Regions from separate parts of the Mus musculus genome. Here all the other regions are linked to region 4. A link is a loop called in an ENCODE intact Hi-C map of the cell type or tissue named here. Cell type or tissue: heart. All regions are shown on one strand. Region 1 overlaps Srrm4 (serine/arginine repetitive matrix 4). Region 2 has its middle 21 kb from the start of Gm36841. Region 3 holds the start of Gm36502 (a long non-coding RNA gene). Region 4 holds the start of Srrm4 (serine/arginine repetitive matrix 4).

What was found. Peaks named below come from ENCODE experiments on the same cell type or tissue, not always from the same donor. Only the 100,000 strongest peaks of a DNase experiment are listed, where the experiment ranks them.
Region 1: a loop joins it to region 4, with 2.5 times the contacts of the local background. A loop is called at or near these places in 3 of 42 quality-filtered maps.
Region 2: it touches region 4 in a loop (4-fold over the local background); 4 of 42 quality-filtered maps call a loop at or near these places.
Region 3: a loop joins it to region 4, with 8 times the contacts of the local background. A loop is called at or near these places in 13 of 42 quality-filtered maps.

The regions. Positions count from the first base shown.
Region 1 is chr5:116,489,602-116,494,601 of GRCm38, reverse strand. All of the region lies in intron 1 of Srrm4 (serine/arginine repetitive matrix 4), which reads left to right. Among named protein-coding and RNA genes, the nearest start is that of Srrm4os, 53 kb to the right of the region's middle. In heart, no CTCF peak of the experiment used is centred here; no DNase peak of the experiment used is centred here; H3K4me3 peaks cover 566 bases; H3K27ac peaks cover 564 bases; H3K27me3 peaks cover 243 bases.
Region 2 is chr5:116,383,397-116,388,396 of GRCm38, reverse strand. No RefSeq gene overlaps it. Among named protein-coding and RNA genes, the nearest start is that of Gm36841, 21 kb to the left of the region's middle. In heart, a CTCF peak has its summit at 2,182; no DNase peak of the experiment used is centred here.
Region 3 is chr5:116,229,675-116,234,674 of GRCm38, reverse strand. The region is part of intron 1 of Ccdc60 (coiled-coil domain containing 60); the gene reads left to right. It overlaps Gm36502 (a long non-coding RNA gene), which reads right to left and starts at 2,605. Exons shown (of 4, transcript XR_001784946.1): 1 at 1,859-2,605. In heart, a CTCF peak has its summit at 2,716 (motif pointing left); no DNase peak of the experiment used is centred here; H3K4me3 peaks cover 366 bases; H3K27ac peaks cover 336 bases; H3K27me3 peaks cover 283 bases.
Region 4 is chr5:116,591,008-116,596,007 of GRCm38, reverse strand. Srrm4 (serine/arginine repetitive matrix 4) reads left to right here and starts at 4,191. Exons shown (of 13, transcript NM_026886.3): 1 at 4,191-4,674. The coding sequence starts at 4,544. In heart, a CTCF peak has its summit at 2,721 (motif pointing right); no DNase peak of the experiment used is centred here; H3K4me3 peaks cover 2,004 bases; H3K27me3 peaks cover 4,398 bases.

The DNA.
Region 1 (5,000 bases), 100 kb after region 4:
AGACACCGTAATCATCTCCATGTTGCCAGGGACGTGAGAGGGCTCATCCAAGATCACAGCGGGGAAAACAGCAGGACCAGCTTTAAGCTCCAGTCAGCTTGATCCCAAAGCCCTGGTGGCTTCTGACTGTTAAATTCCTACCTGTTATCAGTTGAGAAGCCACGGAGCTTTAAGAGATGGCTGCTCATACACGTGCAGGAGGGAGCTTTCCTAAGGTGTCCCAGTACACGTACACACAAATGCACACACACATGTACACACGTTTGAAATCCCTTTGGGGCCAAGGAGAGAGCCCATAAAATTCAATGGGAGGTGATCGTGAGTCTGGCTACCTAATAAAGATGAACTTCCCTAATAAACTCACAATCCTCGGGTAATGGGTTTGACTTTTAAAAGGCTGATAAAACATCTCCACGGAGGAACAGACCTTTGCCAACAGTTGCATCTTCAGAAACGGTGTGGAGGAGCTACTCCCATGAGTGAGAGGACCCGATGCCTGAGCCGGAGTTGAGAAATGGCTACTGCCATGCAAAGCTAGACACTGGCTTTCCCCAGGGTTCCCTTTCTTCTACAGGGAGGAGAGCATGGTGTAGACAAAGGATGGATTGAGAGAAAGGGTGATTTGAGAGCACACTGGTGATTGGTTTCCGGGCAATGGAGGTGGAATCTTCTGAAAGCTTTCTGCTGATTGGTGGGGTTGGTATGGAATGGCCACAACATGTATCCATCCTGCCATTGTTATCACTGTCAGCATCAGGGTCAGCATCCTCAGCATCCTCACGGTCATCATCACCCTCACCACTATCACTATGACCATCATCATCACCATCATCACCTGCCAGGTGCCGGATGTGGGAAAATAAGGGGGTAGGAGAGACTCGATTCCCACCAGAGCTCGGGGAGACTGGACAGGTAGACTTGGGAGACTGATGTAGGACCCCATGGAACCGCCGCTGGATGGGCATCGGGTCGTGTTAGGCCGCCGGACCCCCCTCCGGGGGGACGTGGGGAAGGCACAGACTTGGCTCTGACTCTTGGGCACCACAGACTGCTGAGAACCATGGGAGAGCTGGCTATGATGTCTCTGGGCCTCATGGAGGCCAGAGACGACAGGTTCTCAGTCTCAGACATCCCAGACTCTGCTGGATGTTGAGGACGAGCTGAGAACAAAGTGGGGGCCCCAGGGGCAGCTTGGTCAGCCCCAGGGCCGAAGGGAGAAGGGGCAGAGGAGAAAGATGCTGGGTGGTTCCCACACAGGCGAGAGTCCTTGGTCCGGTCTGGCAGCTGGAAATGCCGAGAAGCCTTCCTGTGAGAGATTAGATGGGGCTCTTTAGGGGAAGGTCTAATCCATCGATCCAGCATGGCGAATCTAGATGATAGGAGGTTGTCCATGGTTTTAGAGTTTTATAGTAGAAAAGAGAGAGAGAGAGAGAGAGAGAGAGAGAGAGAGAGAGAGAGAGAGAGAGAGAGAGAAGGTAAAGAAGTAGAGGCCATCCATGGCCTCATGGACAGAGAGAAGGAAGGGGAGGAGAGGGAGAAGTGAGAGTAAGAAAACAAGAGCTTAAGAGAGACAAGAGAGAGAGGAGGGGACAAGCAGCTCCTTTTACTGCCAGGTAACTGTGAGGCGGGGCATACCTGGCTGTTGCCAGGTAACTGTGGGTGTGGAGTCGAGCCAGAATACCAGGAGCTTAGAGCATTGCCTGTGTGACTGATAGCTACAGCATGATGGAGTTGAGGGCTTGTGGTGTCAGGCATTTGTGTCTGGGGGCATAGCTTATGGTTCTGTCCCTTGTAGAATTTTCTACTGGGTCTCCGGAGTAAGTCTCACTCAACCAGAACACAGACTGCCTTTCATGGTCCAACCATCACCACCATGACCGTCATCACCCTCCTCATCCCCATCCCCCAAACCCAACAACAACAGCAACAACAAAAACACGCATCAGTCATTTACTCAGTGTTCAGAAACTTGCTACGCATATCACCACCCCCTTAGACGGCAGGTAATCCTAACATCCAGACCAACACATCACATCTATGACAGCCCCAGACAACCGCAGTCTTCACGGTCGCTTTGCATTCAGTAGAGAAGAGCCTTGGGTCTGTCTTAGATAGAAGATCCAAGAACGGAGGAGCGAGGAGCAGAGCATGCCTGACTGACGGATGGTGGGAGTGACTTCAGGACAGAAGGGTTGTGTCCGCAGGACAGCATGGAAGAAGACAGCTCAGGAAGAACCAGGAGTCTGACTGAGCAGCGGTACCCACTCCATTGCAGAGCTGATGAGCTCGGCTTTGCCCCTGCCCCCATCACTGTCCACAGGGACTATATAAGCTTAAAGTGCTTGAGCCCAGTGTTCTCAGAGCCGACTTGGCTCTGACAAACACTGACACAGGGATCTAGTGATACAGACAACTCAGGGAGAGGGACCAGTGGTCCCTCCAGTGTCTCTGGCATGTGAGACATGGTATCTGACAGCTTCCCCCATGGAAACCCTTTATCTTGGTTCTCTGCTGTGTTATTTTAAAACTAACGAGCCCAGTCCTCGGAGCTCGCTGCCTGCTTGCCGCCTGCCAACGAGATTAGTGGCTTGTCTGCTCTGTCCTCTCTGTAGGCTTCTGCAGCTGCTTGTCCTCTGCTTGTTAAGAATGTTGTCCCCAACTGCATACAGTCTGGGGCAGCATAAGTGTATATGTGTGTGAGTAGGGAGGTGGATGTGCGACATACGTGTACATGTGTGTGCTTACACGCATGCTTGTGTCTCTGTGTGCATGTACATGCATGTGTGGGGGTGTTGTGTGCATGTGTGTTTGTCCATGTGTGTGCATTCATGTGTGTACATGTGCATGTGTGTGTCTGTGTGTGTGCATGTATATGTGTGTGCATGTGTGTATGTGTGCGTACACATGTGTGCATGTGTGTGTTTGTGGGTAGGTGTGCATGTGCACACGTATGTACATATATATGTACGTGTGTGTATGTGTGCATGTGTGTATGTGTGCATACACATGTGTGCATGTGTGTGTTTGTGGGTAGGTGTGCATGTGCACATGTGTGTACATATGTATTATGTGTATGTGTGTGTGTGTGTGTTTGTTTGTGTGTGTGTGGATTTCTCTTCCTGCAGGAGCTCAGTAGTTAGCCCTGATTGGAAAGAGAGGACAATTCACCCATCCTTGAATTATTAAGAGAGAAGCCAGGACACACTGAAGAATGTAACACATGGTATTGACAGGTGCCGAACCAGACACACTTCTTGGTGGGCACCAAAGCTAACCTGGCATGAAGCTTTTCAACATACCCCCAATGGCACCCCAACCTTCCTCCCTCTCCTCCTCCGGCTCTCTCAGGGAAAGCCATCCAAATCAGCAATGAGTGTTTCCCCAGAGGCAAGCTTGAAAGTGCCACCAAGAGCCAGGCGGTGTCTGAGCACAGGGCACATGTTGTCTCTTCTGTTCCCTACGGGGCAGCTCTGCCAGGCGACTGCACTTTCAGCAAGAAGGAAGGGACTGGGCCAGGCCACGCAGCTGGTGAACAATCAGTCTGATTCTCTGACAGCTCCTGTCTAGCCTCTTCAACATCCTCCTGGACCAGACTTGGCCTCCTGCACCCACTTGCCTTTGCTTCCTGAAGACTGACTCCTCTCCTCCCTGCTAGCTTCCTTTCTTGGATGTTTTCCTCCTGTGTGGAATGATTTATTGTATGCAGAGCCCCGTCTCTCCTGCTGGACTTCAAACTTAAGGAAAGGACTCATGTCTGGGTCTACTGAAAGCAAAATGACAGGGTTAGCAGGAGAGTGAGGGGATGCATAAATGGATGAATGGTTGGATGAATGAATGTATGCATCTAAATGGGGGAGCTGGACCTTTCTGTGCTTTGTGAGCGTATCTTAAGGTCCATCCAGATGGAGCACTCCTACAGAGATATTTTATTATCCCCAAATTCCTCTAGGATGACCTCAAAGCTCCCTCCCTGTCCTGTCCCCACCAAAGTCCAGCCAGATGCTCCACCTCAACGCCAGATGGTCCAACCCTTGCTTTTACTGTACTGAATGCAGCATCTCTCAGATGCATTTCCCAGTTCCTATGTGTCGCCTGACATCCAAGCTCCTATTTCCTGCTGCCCGCTGCCCAGCCCATTGTGGGTATCTAACTGGCATCTCAAAATAACACTTGGGGGACTGGCTCACAAGGCACATCTCTCCCTGAAGATCCATAAGCAGTTAGCAGCGGCCAGGGAAGGGAGAGATATTTTTCTTCAGTGGTGTAGTGACTGGCAAGAGGCCCATGCTTCTGTAATACTGTAATGAGACTCGCTGGATCGCCAAAGGAAGTAAATAAAAAGATATGAGAGTGCCGCTGGAGTGACTGGTTGAAGAAAGGATCAGCCAGACTGGCAGGAGGTTGAGAGACGGCGATGGTGGTGAACATAGTCAAAATATATTATGTATAAAAAACCGCCACAACGAAACCTAGTGTGGCGTGTCATTCATAGATCCTAATAAGGTGTCGCTCCAAGACTGAGCTCCAGAGAACCCTTCACACACACCTGACTCTACCCTCCCAGCTCCGTGAGAGACAGCCCAGGTCACACACTTTGGGGTGACTTTTGACCTCTCTTTTATGCCCCATTTCCAATCCATATGCAGACCCCGTTGATTCTGCCGTGACTGTCTGAGAATCCGGGCCCTGCCAGGCCTGAAGGCAGCAACAGCAACAGCTCTGCCCACCGTTTTCCTCTGTCTCACTCTGCTCACTGCTCTCCCTCTGTCTAGCTCCGCCCATTGTTCGCCCTATGTCTTGCCCCGCCCACTGCTCCCCCTATATCTTGCCAGCTCCCTTGCTGTCTCCACTGAATGAGGGCCAGAAGAGATTTTTTTTAATATCGAAGTCAGATCATTACTCCTTTGCTTAGAGCCCACTGAAGTGAGAACCCAGCTCCTTCCAAGGGCTCTGCAGACCCTAAGGAGCCAACCCCTCACTGTCTGAAACCACGCCTTCTA
Region 2 (5,000 bases), 210 kb after region 4:
CTAGCATGCACCCACAGAAACGCACACACACACAGACACAGGTACACAGAAACACATATTCACACACACATCATGTTGGGGAATAGTCTTTACAATCACAAGGAATGAGTCACATCTGCTTACAAATGGTGTATGAACGCTATGATGCCATTTAAAACCCCCATAGAAACGAAAGCCCTAGACAGACACGGGTATCATCAAAGATGCTTCCGTGTAAGGAAGGGTAGATTCATTGGACGTTTTAAAGTATGTTTTCTAATTTATCAGCGATGCAGATGTGGTGCATGTTTTCAAGAGGAAAAACAGAGAACCTGTTCTTCAAGAGAAGAAGAAAGTGAATACTTTGGGGCTCATGAAATTTCTGCTGTATCTACCCTGGCTTAACTATGGTCCTTCCATTTTGTTTTTTTTTTTTTTTTAGCACCTTAGAAGGCATTATGCGAGCTCCACATGACCACTTGGTAAATGTACAGACAGGGAGGTCACCCAGATATCTGTGACCTTTGTTTGAACATGGAGCAGAGAAAGGAGAAGAGGTTGCCCTCCTGATTCCCAACAATTTCCCTTCCTTTCCCGAATTATGGGGATAGCCACGAAGCTGCCCTCCAGCTCCCAGAATCCTTCACATCGAAACCCCGCCCTCCAGCTCCCAGAATCCCTCACATCAAATCCTGCCCTTCAGTTCCCAGAAGCCTTCATGCAAAGTCCCTGTCAATCAGTGCTCACCAGGACCACAGCTCATCTTTCATTTTTTTAAACTTGCATCTGTATATGTGTGAGAATTTATTTGGGTGGGGTGAGGGGGTGGGGCACACATGTGCACATGCCTATGGAGGCCCTAGGTCAGCTGCAATTGAAATTCTTCAAGTGCTCCCTACCCCCGCCGCACCCCTCCCCCTCCCCATTTGTTTGTTTTGAGGTCTCTTGGTGACCTGAAAGTCACCAAGCAGGCTGAGCTGCCTGACTATCAAACCACTGGGATCCACCTGTTTCCACCTCCTTAGCAGTTGGGGTTGCGAGCCTGAGCCAGCTTTTTTAAAACATCGGTTTCTGGGAATGGGACTCAGGTTCGAAAGCTTGCCAGGCAAGCACCTCACCAACTAAGCTGGTTAACGATGATCTAGGAAGACCATCTTTGCAGGGAGTCGGGAGAGGGAAGAACGAACAAATCAGTAACCAGGACTACGGACTTGGAGTTCAAATCCCCATCTGCCTTAGATGACGCCTTTCCCTGCCCGAGTGAGAATTCCCAGCTGAGGAAAATTCCTATTCTAAGTTCAAATCTCACCCCTCCTTAGGTTGAAGAATTGACCTTGGGGAAGCCACTTCAGCCGTCTTTTTATCATTATCCTCATTAAAGGGATCCTGTTTTTGTTTTTAATGGTGTGTGTGTGTGTCTGAGTGTGTGTATGTGTTCTGTGTATGTTCAGGTACCCAGGAAGGTTAAAAGAGGGTGTCAGATGCCCCGGAACTAGGGTCACACATGGTGGCCAGCCTAATCATAACCATATTTTCCTATCCTCTGAAGCGTTAACTCCAAGTGAAGACTTTTGAAGTGGGATCTAACACTCCCTGGACTTCCACAGAAATCAGAGTATCTCACCACAGATGGATACCTGGCTAAAAGCCAGATCAGCAACACACGGGTTTGCTGAACTTGCTGGACTTGGAGATGGATGCTCTAATATTCAATGAATATGAAAATGGCCTTAATAAATTCATCTTAAATGTACTCAGTGAACACACACTCCTTGGCAGCACTGTAAGCCCCATTTGTCGGAAGCTAAATATTGCGGGAGGCTGTTTTAGCCTTTGTACGACTGCTTGCTCCTGGAGAATATCTTAAACAGGATATTGGATGTAATTAAAACACCTTGAATAATTTCATCATAAAAGTATTCAAAACATATAAAGTTACTGAGTATTATCGCTGAGCACATTAGTAGTGCGTTCTGATGGATCCTTGTCACTGACTTTATTTAAAAAAAAAAAAAAGAGTATATGTCTTAGTCGTTAACGTTTGATAAGAATTGTCCTTAAAATCGGGTTCTGAAAAAATAGGCAAATTTAGCGAACTTGATGGATTGATCAGTGGCATTTTGAGTCCCTAGGGAACTATGATGGAATGGTTTTTTGATGGACTGGCAAATTCTCTCATGATGACTACAGTGTCCCCCGTGGAGACTTGAGGAACTGCAGCCAGATTCATCTCTGGTAGACTTCTGGAGAGCCTGGACCCTTCAGCGCTGTGGAGCACCCCACCTGTTCAAGCTCCTGAAGATGACGGCCCACATTTTAAGATGAGCCTTCCTCTTCGGGCTGCTCAACATAAACGGCATTTTATGCCACAGATGTACACGTGATAGACTAAGCCGGAACGCAAGCACACAGCTCCGAGTTTGAATCCTAGTTATGGCTGTGTGATCTTGGGCAACTGGCACTACATCTCTGAGCTTTTTTTGCTTGCTTGTTTCTCCTTCTGAGGAAAAAAAAATGAGTAAAACCGAGTCCCATTATAAGAATTGGGTCAAAGATTACACGAAGCGCTGAGACACAGGAAGAACTCTGCATCCGGTAGTCTGGGTCACCACTCTAGTGCCGCTATCATCTGAGAAATTCTCCTCTAGTTTTAGGAAAGTACCTTCATGTCTCCAGCTCTACGCTTAATGGCTATAAATGCTACATAGTAGACATTCTTCTAGATCCTTCCATGGCTCTCAAAGAGAGCAGCAGAGACCCCAAAGGGTGCCTGCTACACGATCAAATTTCGACAACTCGACTAAGGCGCTGTTTTCGCTCTCCTGTCCTCTATCACACAGAGGAACTCTCCAGAGATTGTGTGACCCGTGAGACCCACAGGAGAATGCAGGTTGGAGCAATTGGGAGAATCCTGGCATCTTCCTTTTATTGGTGTTCAAATGACTTGGAAAGGTATATACATTGCTCTCCTTCATTTATATTTTGATTTGTGGAAATAAAATTTTTCATAAAAAATATGTCAATGTTAGCATTTTGTGGGTCTCCTGTTTTAAATAAAATGCACCTTTCAAATTTCTGGTGTGGTTGGTCCATACACCAGCACAGATGCACTCTTGGCGGTAGTTAGGAGTGTTTAAGACTGAAAGATGTCTGGAGATCAGTAAGCATGAAAACTGCTGGATTAGACTAGATTAGAATATTTTATAGAGTCCAGCCTAAGCTTGTCTTTGCTGTTGTTGAGACAAGGTCTTGCTATAGAGATGGTCTTAGCTAACGTAAGATTCTCTATGTATATAGGTTGGCCTTGATCTACCTGTCCCCGTGTCTGCCTCCTGAGTGCTTAGATGTATATTATAATATATATGTATATATATGTATATTATAATATATATGTATATATCTCACATCTCTATCCATTCCTCCATTCCTGGAGACCTAGGCTGTTTCCATAACTTAGTTGTTGACGTCATGCTGCAGTAAGCATTGCTGGGTAAATGTCTCTGTTCTGTGTTGACTTGGAGTCTTGGGTGAACCCCTAGGAGTGATATGTGGGTCCTATGGTAGATGGACTCTTTTTTTCTGAGAAACTCTCCTACATTATCCATAAGGGCCAGACTGATGATTCTTCCCTTTCGTCCACATTTTAACCTCACCAGAATTTGATGATGATGATAATTTTTAATGTATGTGAGAATAGTCGCTCTCTTCAGACACACCAGAAGACATTTGGATTTCATTACAGATGGTTGTGAGCCACCATGTGGTTGCTGGGTGTTGATCTCAGGACCTCTGGAAGAGCAATCAGTGCTCTTAACCACTGAGCCATCTCTCTGTCCCCTTCTTCTTTTCTTTCTTTCTTCCTTTCTTCTTTCCTTCCTTCCTTCCTTCCTTCCTTCCTTCCTTCCTTCCTTTCCTTCCTTTCCTTCCTTCCTTCCTTCCTTCCTTCCTTCCTTCCTTCCTTCTTTCTTTCTTTCTTTCTTTTTTTTTAAGATTTATTTTATTTATATGAGTATACTGTAGCTGTCTTCAGACACACCAGAAAAGGGCATCGGATCTCATTACAGATGGTTGTGAGCCACCATGTGGTTTCTGGGAATTGAACTCAGGACCTTTGAAAGAGCAGTCAGTGCCCTTAACTGCTGAGCCATCTCTCTAGCCCCCCCCCCCCCTTCTTATTTTCTTAATGGCTGACATCCTGACTGTGGTAAGATGGACTCTCCATGCAGTTTTGCTCTCCATGACTCTGACAGTGAAGGAGGCCACAGATTTATTTATTTAAGCTGTTCATTCACCCATTGGTTGAATGAAGTTTTGTCATCTGCAGGAGAATGCTTGCGACTATAATCATAGTCTGCAAATCAATATAACATTTGTCTTCCCTGGTGTTTCCTAAACTTTATCCTTGACTGTTTGAGCATTTTTTAAAAAATGGCAATTCATGTAGAGCAAACTATCCGCTCTACATGCTGAGACAGGCATGAAAACTTACTGTTTATGGTGTTCATCATGGGGAGACAGAGGTCTTTCTCATCTGATCTGAGTGTTTATACAGCCTTACAATGAGTCTCCATTCAGTTTTCTCTCTTGGTGCCAGGGTTCACTCTACCAAACCCTGTGGAGTGGGCTTGCTTTGTTAATGACTGTCTTCCTCACCTCATAGGACAATATGAGGTTTCTTAGGTCTCTTCTCACTCCATAGGACAATCATAAAGTGTGTGTGTGTATGTGTGTGTGTGTGTCTCAATGGACATGCTTCAATCCTATTAGACCAGCAGCTCTATCTGGTCCTTAAATAAATCCCAACACCATACAAAGAGCCTGGAAGTGGTAACTGTTCCTTAAATTTCTGTCATATAATTGAGATAAATAAGCCCACATTGAGCATGTGTGAGCCCTTTGTATATTGCTACATCCACTCTAGTAGTGACATGCGTGACAGGCCCCAAAAACCTGGGCGCTGTCCCGAGTCGAAAAGTTCACGGAAACTTAAGTCTCCTGGAACCGTGGCATCCTGTATAAAA
Region 3 (5,000 bases), 360 kb after region 4:
GTGTGTGTGTTTTCCTCTGTGTCTATGCATGTATGTGGAGGCTAGAGATTAACCTTGGGTATCTCCCTCAATCATTCTCCACCTTATTTTTGTGAGGCAGAGCCTCTCCCTGAATCTGGAGCTCACTGCTTTAGGTAGGCTGGGAGCCCATATCTTTACTACTACTACTACTACTACTTTTTAAAATCTATTTATATGAGTACACTGTAACTGTCTTCAGACACCCCAGAAGAAGGCAACAGATCCCATTACAGATGGTTGTGAACCACCATGTGGTTGCTGGGAATTGAACTCAGGACCTCTGGAAGAGCAGACAGTGCTCTTAACCACTGAGCCATCTCTCCAGCCCCCATCTTCACCTCTCAAGTGCTGGTGTTACAGGCGTGTGCCGCAGCCAGCACTTTTTTGTGGGTTCAGTTCCTCATTCTTACATGACAAATGTTACTCTGTGTATGTATGCATGTATGCCTGCCTGCCTGCATGCATGCATGTGTGTATGTGTGCTTGTGTGCATTTATGTAAACTCTCTCTAGAAGTAGCTACAAAACTTGGCAACTTTAGTCATCTCCAGAGAAGAATGTGAACAACTTTCTGGCAAGATAGGAGTGACATGTTCCCCGCCCCCCCTTTCACGCTCCCCCCCCTCATCTGTTTTTAAGCCATTTAGAAAAACCTATGTTGATTTTTTTTTTTAATTTAATGAAATGGACTTCACCACTGTCTATTCAGTACTTGGCTGGGCTCCCCACTCCTAAATTGATTTTGCTAGCGTGACCTCCCACGGCCTCCGCACAGCATTGCCAGCTTCAGGTGTGTTCTTCTGTGTGTTAGGTCGTCAGAAGAACCTGAGTGACACACCACCACTTGCGCCCCAGTCTCCAGTCATACTCTTATACCCAGCTCCTGCTGGCAGCATCCTCCATCTGAATTGCCCACGGAGGGAAGAAAAGTGGCACGTTTTGGTCACTGGTCTCCACAGCTATGCATGGACTGTGGCAAGGAAGGACCAACAGGAGGCAGGCACAGAGTCTGCGGAAACCTGCTTTTTCCCTGACACTGAGTCTTCTTAATGATGGCCCGAAGGCCCCGGGGAAAATGTGTGTTTCTGATGAAAGAAACAGATCGTGGGGGTGGGTGTCGGGGGCAGGAGAGAAAGAATGACAGATGTTAAGAAATAGTGTTAAGGTTTCAGCTAGGACTACTCAGATTCTCTCTCTCTCTCTCTCTCTCTCTCTCTCTCTCTCTCTCTCTCTCTTACAAAAGACACACACACAGGTATGAGGCAGAACACTTATCACACAAGGGAGGAACTTGCTGGAGCACGTGGAGGCACCTTTTCTAGGTTTTATGGCTTGGCAATCAAGAGTTCTAGCTTTCTAGGCCTACTTCAGGAATGGGAAGGGGAGGGGAGAGTGGAAAGGCCAGAGATCAGCTGCTGGCTTTCAGTTTGACATAAGCTCTGTGAGCGGTGTGTGGTGTCTGCATGACACCGCCCCCACTGAGGGAGAGTCACCTACAGCCACTTCGATTGATCAGCTCAGGCCTCTGCTTCCCGAGACACTCGATGTGATGTCCTCCACCACAGCCCACTGTGAGAATCCTGAGCCCACACAGTATTCTCAAGAGTGCGGCTGGAATCTCAGCATTCAGGAAGCACAGGCTGGATTGATTGCAGCCTAACCCTGCAGCAGCAGTAGCAGACCTGGGCTATCCTCGGTGATCTCCATGTCTCCTAATGAGGTCTGCATAAAGTGCCATCCTGAGGAAGGCACCTGAGACATCCCACCCCAGGAGCTCTGTGGTCACACTCTAACCAGCTCTGGCCAGCTCTTTTGTCCCTTAGTTTTCTTCTACTCACCAGCAGCGTAGGGTCAGCTCCCGTATGTACGATTAGATGCTCTCCATAGGAAAGTCAAGGCTGAGAAGCTGGCTATGACTGGTAGGCTGGGCTAGTTCTTGGCTGAAGCAATCCAAGGACGGAAGGCGTTCTTTGGGCTCACAGTTTGAGGGTGATCAGGCTGGCTATCCTGTATCCTTGAGTGTGTGCCGGTTCCCCCTCAGGAGCCGTGGCAGGCATTGCTAATTGGTTACAGAAAAATCTCTCTAATGAGACCGGATCTCGGGGTGCTCCAGCCAGTCTTTAAGGCTGGCAATGGAGTAGAAGCCCTTGCTTCCTTGATCAGGCTGCCTATGGCTCTCATGTACCCTTGAGTGTGCTGATTCCTCCAGGGGCTGTGCCAGACATTGCTAATCAATTACAGAAAAATTTCTCTGATGAGACTGGACCAGGGTGCTCCAACCAGTCTTTACTTTGCTCCCTCAAAATCTTAGTGCATTCCCCGACGCGTGGAATTTAAGCTCTATCCTAGAACCTATTTCCTTAAGCTCATCCAGGGTTATGAAGGACATCCCTGAGCCCTTCACTGAGACTTGGGTTGGTTACCAGCATCTGACGGCTGTACCATTGATCCCTCATAGCAAGTCTTAACTCCTGAGCCATCTCTCCAGCCCATAGCTGGTCTTTCAGACAAGCATGGTTTGTTATCTTTTTAAACTGGCGAACGGGCTGTTGGCACGGGTCTTAGTCTCTGGCTGGTGGGGGACTTGCAGGAGCCGGCAGCCGATTTCCATTTCAATCAAGCAGAGAGCTGAGAGAGGCAGATCAAAAGAAAATGGAATTTGATCGAAAGCCATGGCTTCTAGTGCCACCTACCGGTACATCTTCACCTCGCTGCCCTTGCTGACCTGGAAGCCCTTTGTAGTTAGTTACCCAGCTGTCTAGTTTGGAAATATTCTCATACGCTCTCTAGAATTCTTTGTTTTTAACTCGCGGTGACATGATTCCGTGGGTAAAAGCCCCAAGTACTCGTGACATAGTGGCAGGAATCTCTGCTTGGTAAGCCTGGTTAAGCTCCCTGTACCAAGCATGGAGTTTCTCACGGTGTCCGATGAAGACCAGGCAGGCACTGCTTTGGAGCCCTGATAGCTTGCAGGGACAAGGAACAGGAGGAGCAAGGGTGTGTGTGTGTGTTTGTGTGTTGTCTACGGCTGGCAGTGATGGAGATGGAGACTGCCGCCAGGCGTGGAAGGAAGACAGCTTGAAGAAATCTTTAGGAAGTAAGACGATCACTAGGGGCAGCTGTCGGAGCCGGAAGCTACCACAGGCCACAGTTTTCCACGAGGGTTTAGCCACGTCCCAGTACAGAAGGTCACAGCTCGCTGACTCCTGTGTCAGATGAGGGTCACAGGAGCAGGAGGCTGCGCTCCATACCGGTGTCTTCCTGACCTTGAGGAAGTCACCCTGTCTCTGGGTCCTGTGGTTCCCTTTTGGCAAGGTAGGAGTAAGGATGCCCGTGAGGTGAGGAGGATTCCTTGCGGGGGTGGGGGCGGTAAAACTAAACCATTGAAGCTGGGACAGAGAAGAAGGAAGGATGCTCCACAGATACACAGTAGGTCCGCACATGAGGGGCACATGGAACATGCCTGTCCCCGCATGGCCAGCTTGACCCCTTGGCATCTGCAAACCTTACCACATTAGCAGTACCATGTCCCCTTCATAATTAATAAGTACCCCCACGGTCAGCTGTCTCTCCTCACAGTCTGAAACAGCAAGGAGAGCTCAGAACGCAGACAGCAGGGGCTTCTTTCCTCCCCAGGGCTATGGCCCTTTACCACCCCCAAAACTCCGTGTTCTAAACAGGAACTCCCTTATAGCTCCCCACCACCACACATCAAGAAGACAGTCCCCTCTTCTGTCACTTCTCTCCTCTCCTTCAATGTCCAGGCGTGACGGCATGTCCCCTGGGTTCATAAGAAGGTGGGGGAAGGGGAGGGCCACCGGCCCTGGGCAAAGAGGTTTGTGATGAATTGAACTCAACAGAAAAATTCATATTTCACTTTGTAGCGTGTGCTGTGGCCAAGGTCCTTCATGCCCCTCACCGGTGTGTCCCAGGTACCCTTTATGTGGCTCTGATTGTTAGTTTTTATTTGTTTGTTTGTCTCTTGTCAACTTGACACAAACCTCGACCCTACCTAGGAAAAGGAGAGCTTAATTAAGAAAAGGCCTCTATAAGATTAGCCTGTAGGCATGAGTGCCGGGGGGGGGGGGGGTCCCGCAGGGGCGCATTTTCTTGATTAATGATTGATTTGCAAAGTCCCTGCCCACTGTAGGTGGGGTGGGTCATCTCTGAGCAGGTGATCCTGGGTTCTGCAAGAAATCTCTGTCTTTTCAAACAGCCTCCCCTCCCCCTCACAGCTCCGGGGAACCTCCCAGCTGTTCCCTGATGTCTGTATCAACTCCCAGCACATTTAGCAGAATTCATTCCCATCTTAATCTGATTCCAGAAGATCAGAGTCTCAGGTCTGACAAAGATGAGTTTAGAACATCCTTCCATAAAACACAGACTTAGAAGATTGGTCCTCTGACCATGACCTTCAACAGATTGTGCCGATTTTCTACCTTATAGACAGAAATTCAGAGGATAAGCTATTTTTAGATCAACAGCTAGTCCCTACTATGTGATACAGGACCCTATCCTATCGGGGGAGAGAGACTAGTGTCATTAAGAACACATGCAGGCTATGGTGGTGTGTGCCTGTAATCCCAGCACTGGAGGTGTGGGGGGTGAGGCAGGAAGATCATGAGTTCAGGTCAAGCCTGGGCTACATAGTGACAACCCTCTCACACAGAGAAGTTGCTCTGATGTCACTTGAGCCCAGTGCCATGCCCAGGCTTTGCCACTCGACAGTGTCTTGTTCACCGTGGCGCGCATCCTCTCCACTAAAGTCTCCACTGATCCCTTATAAGATGGGATTGCAATGTGGCACAGACAGGTAACATCACGTGTCTGAGTAGGAATGTCCTTGGGATAATGGGTAGGGAAGAGGTGAATGTCGCTGGTAGGCTTAGCAGGAGCTCCATTGAACAGATGGGGAAACTGAGGCTCTGGAAGGGAACGTGGCTCACTCAGTAGCAGTCCGATTTAAGTAACAGACCCGGG
Region 4 (5,000 bases):
TTCAGGTCCCCCGTGCGCAGGGTGGGCTATTTGGAGAGTTACAGGCCAGTGAGTCACCCCTGCTAGTAAACAAACAAACAAACAAACAAACACAGTAAAAAGATTGATGTCATCTAAGGAGTGACATCTGAGGTTGCTTTTGACCGCCGCATGTTACATGCACACAAGCAATACACACACACGCACACACATACACACACGAATGTGCATACATATACACATGCACAGAAAGTAGAAGCTTAACCCATTCCACTGATTTCTTAGTTTGTAAAATAACAAGTGAGATGCTGCCCTCCTTCAGGGTGCTTTGTTCATCTTCATGAGGAATTCGTGGGTGTAAGCAGAGTCCCTTTTGCCCCATCTGTCCTTCCACAACTGAAAAGATACCACCATCGGGGACAGAAGCATCCTGAAGGAGTGGATGGAAGTAGATTTTTATACAAAGAGTGCCAGTTTTAACTTACCCGGGAACTCTATCCAGAAGTGGGTTTTGGGAAGGATTCTGAGGTCTGGTCCCAGGAGTTCGAGTCAGAATTAGCAATGTCTTCCAGCGATGGCACACAGAGGGTAAATACCAGTTGTGTCACGGGTGTGTGCTCACTGTTCACTAACCAACACGCTGATGTGTATCAGCTCTTGGCATAGCCCCTGGGGAGGCAGCAAGCAGGCACACTGTGAGGGAGACAGAGATGGCTCTACTGTATACAATGACAAAGGAATGAGGCTTTGAGTTCTATCAGAGAAACCAGCCCTAATGTTTAAATCATGTAACCCTCACAAGAATCATGTGAAATATGTTTTAATGTCTCCATTTAGGATGGGGAGGGTAGAAAAATTGAGGCAGGAGTTAGTTCCTTGCCTAAGGTCATCTGCCTAAAAAGTAGCAGATCTGTGCACCACGCCCAGCTCCATCTGATTCTAGAGGCTGTGCTTTTAGCCTCTGATAATAATTGATTTTCTTTACTAAACTAGTTTCCATAGACTGCTTTGTAGCCTGCCCGTCCAGTTGACTCTGTTAATCCCCGAAGCCAGTCTATTTAAACCCAGAATATTCGGTCTTTGTGAAATACCATGCAAGGCTGCTCTGGTGATACTGGGTTATCACCCAAGAAATGTAATGTAAGATATTGAAATGGAAGCTTTGGCAAGAAGGGAGAGTTCTTCCTTGTGTACTCGACTGGACTTGAAGCACTGTGGAAATGTATCTCTCTTTCTATAAAGATGTTTCCAGAAAGTTAACTGACAAGGGAAGACCCACTTTTGTGGGACTGTGACACCAGACAGAAGAACTGGTAAGGTTGAGCAAGCTGCAAACCCCAGGAAACCTCAGAATTGAGAAGATGTGAGGCCAGCTCCCTGCCAAACTACCTGATCTGGAACATGTAACCATGATGCCCCACTGAGAGGACCTTGAGAATCGGTCATGTAGCATAAAAACCCGGAGTTCTCCATGCTAATGAGGTATTTAAATAGGTCAGGTGTGTTTAGCCAGTGAGCTTCCCTTCCTGGACATTTCTTCCTGCAAAAAGTATTTAATCCCTCCTTCACCCCGAGTAAGATGTATACGTTCACATCCGCCGTCAAATAAAGCAGTTTGGACAAGCAAGGTCCTTCATCGAGATTGCCCAGGGCTGAGGAGGGGGAGGTCTTGGTCACAAAGACTCGCACCTAAATCTCCCAGAGAAGGCCTTCTCTCTTCCAACCCATCCGGACTCTTGGCATTCACTCAAAACCAAACCGGATTCCACCCCTGTCCTGGTACCCATGGACCCCTGTTCCCAACTCCCCGAGGTCTGATGCAACTCTGAGAACACAGCAGATAGGGAACCACAGCATCCGTCCCAAACCCCACAGCATCCGTCCCAAACCCCACAGCATCTGTCCCAAACCCCGCTGTTTCACATCCTCATCTGGGAAATCACAGGCTGGGAGCCCTATTACTGACAGTGTTCTGCCTCCCCAGAGTGGCTTTCAAGCGGCATTTGGGCATCCCAGCGGCGAGTCAGACAAATAGCCCGACACGCTTTGAGTAGAGATGGACCTGTTGTTCCAGATTTTGTAAAAAGGATCCAAAAAAGATGAGCGGCAACTTTCATCTCCCTCGGCTTCTTACCACGGTGTAACAGGACCATCAGGTTCCTATGCTTTCCCCGTCCCCAACCCACACGCCATGATGGACTCAATCAAACCCTGAGCCAGATAAAGCCTTCGTCCCCTAGTTTGCTTCTTATCAGGGATTTGCTCACAGTAACAAGACAATTACTAATACAACAACTGAGGTCACTCGCTGAAAGTCTGGGTGCTAAGCCCTGAGCTTGTTCGAGGAGGCACACAACTTGGAAACCACAGCACTGTCTGCTTCGAAGCATGGGCTCATTGGCATCTTGTAGACTTTGCCTAGCTCCAGTCTTGTATGCCTCTTATTCCCAGAGTGCTCTCCCAGACCTGATTACTGTTTTTTTTTTCTCTCTCTTTAAATAGTCAAGGCTAAGAGGGAAGACAGCTCGATGGCTTTTAAAGTGACAGCCATCCAAGGGTTGCTAGGTCCTAGACGCAATCTAAGAATGAGGAATTTGAATGCAGGGGATCAGGACATGGAAAGTTCACTCCCTGGTTTACTTTCCTCTGTCCTCAAGTCTCCCAGCCCCAACCCCATCCCACCTCCTAATCTCTGCTACTCCCTTTAAAAGCCAACAAAATGCACTTCTAGTTACTGACCAGAAGGGGTCACTGCGGAGTGAGCGCTTGGCGCTCCTAAACCGGTACACAGCCATCACACACAGCCATCACACACAAACTCCTCCTGTAGCCTCTTCCAGGCCAACGCTCACTCCTTGTTCCTGTGTCCCGGCTTCTCTTGCCCCATCCTGTCCTCCTCTCCCCTACTCTGCTCCCCCCTCCGTGTACCTCCTATTCTCTTACAAAGGACTTACTTACAAAGTTCGCACTGATGTTGGGGGTGGGGGTGGGGGTGTCTTCGCTCCCCACTGCTACTAGGTCAACAAAAATTAGAGAATTTTTTCTGCCTTCAGGGTGGAACCCGGTGTCAGTGCTTGGAGGTTTGTAAGACTTAGCAGAAGCTCCTTGTAGGAGTTTCACTTTTAAACCCTGGCGGTAGGTGAAACTCCCAAGTATTAAAAGGCTCCAGAGGAGAAATGGGCTGGGGAAATCTCACTAAGATATCTTCCCTAAGAAGACCCTTACGGCAAAACGGGGAGACATTGTTGTCTACTGCCTGCGCATCTGGAGTTTGAGATTCTGAGTCTCTGCTGGGACTGGGAGAGTAGGGGGGAGGAAGAAGATGGAAAGACCAAAAAGTTACTTGTAATCCTCGGAAGCCCTCCCCCCCCTTCCCCCCTCAGTCTTTCTTTGCCAAATCGGACTGTTGTTTCACACCCAGGCTGCGGGTTCTCAGGGGGGTGGGGGAGGGGTGTTCTTTTGGAGGGCTTTGGCAGCGGGGACGCGAAGCAGGCCGGCTGCGAGGCACAAAAGAGATATCCTTTATAGCGCCGCAAGCACAGATGTGACGCTGCGCCCCTCTGCGGGTGGGGGCCGGCTCGACAGATGGCGAGAAACCGCGCTGGTGACGGATTGTCCGTCAAATGGCATTTTCGGGGTGGGGGGGTGGAAGAGCCCCCCAGGCGTAAAGAAAATCATAGGGGCACCCACACACACACACTTTGCAGACCTCGGCAGTCCATCCCAGAAGTGGGGTGGGTGAAGGCAGGTTGGCGTGGGTGGATAGGTGGGGCATTTTTTAGTAGCTCCCTCAATGGAAGATGCTCCCCAAGTCTTGCAAAAGGATAGGGAGGTGGCCCAGGCCCGGGAGTGCGCATGTAAGGGTTGAGGGGAAGGCCTGCGACGATGGAGGAAGGGTGAGGGCTAAGAGAAAGAATCTCCTTTTTGATTCTGTTTGAGGTGTTGGGGTCGCTTCTCAGAGGGGTCAGAGTCGCAACTCTGTGGCCACGGGGCCTTAGAGACAAGCGCTCGCCCCTCCCTTTCTCCTCCTCAGACCTGCGGGCTTTTGTTATGCAGATGGCGGCGGGAGGCTGAGCCAGAGAAGGAGGGGTTGCTGGGGAAGGAGGAGACGGAGAAGGGGAGGGAGGAAAGTACAGCTCGCGCGACCAGCCTCCCCTTCCAACGTCACATTGTGCAAGAGACAAAACCCGGGCGCGCCGGAGCTCACACGCGCACGCACGGCAGACGCCCCGGTCGCCTCCTCTCTGTTCTCTGCGCGGTAGAGAAAGCCGGCTAGCTTTGCTTCGCCGAAGACACGGAGCTCAGCCTGCTCCCAGCGCAGCTCAGAGCCAAGCCAAGAGGTGAACCCAGCCGGGGAACCACCTTCTTTCTCCGCTGCCTGCCTAACCCGAGACGTCCCGTTCTATCCCATCCCCCGCCCTGAACTCCGATCTCTCCCCACCCCACCCCTTGGGGGTTTCACGCGGACAGCGCCCCGGAGCCCAGGGCGTGTCATCGGGTTTGTAATCCACGTTTCAGCACTTCGGACAGCGCCCCAGGCTCCCGGGCTCCTTGGGCTTTCAGGATGGCTAGCCTGCAGCAGGGCGAGAAACAGCTGTTTGAGAAGTTCTGGAAAGGGACCTTCAAAGCAGTGGCCACTCCGCGTCCCGAGAGCATCATCGTCGCCAGTATCACAGCCCGCAAGCCGATGCCAAGGTAATGACCTCGTTCATGAGTTAGGGACACTGGGAGGTCCCCCCCCCTTTTCTTGCCTGTGCCCCAGAATCTTGACGGGTGGACGCAGGCAACTGGAACAGGGTGTCTGGACTAAGCCCGTCGTACCCGGTATCTCACGCCGGAACATGAGAAATTATCGCTTGTGTAAGGGAGAGGCTGTTGAAAAGGGACAGGAATTTTTTGACGGGGAACAACACTCCTACAGACTCCGCACCTCCTATGCAAACCCCCTTGCTTTCTTAGGGTGGGCGGTGTGGCTCGGGGTACGTACTTGACTGAAAACTTTTCGAGCTATCGCCAAGTGC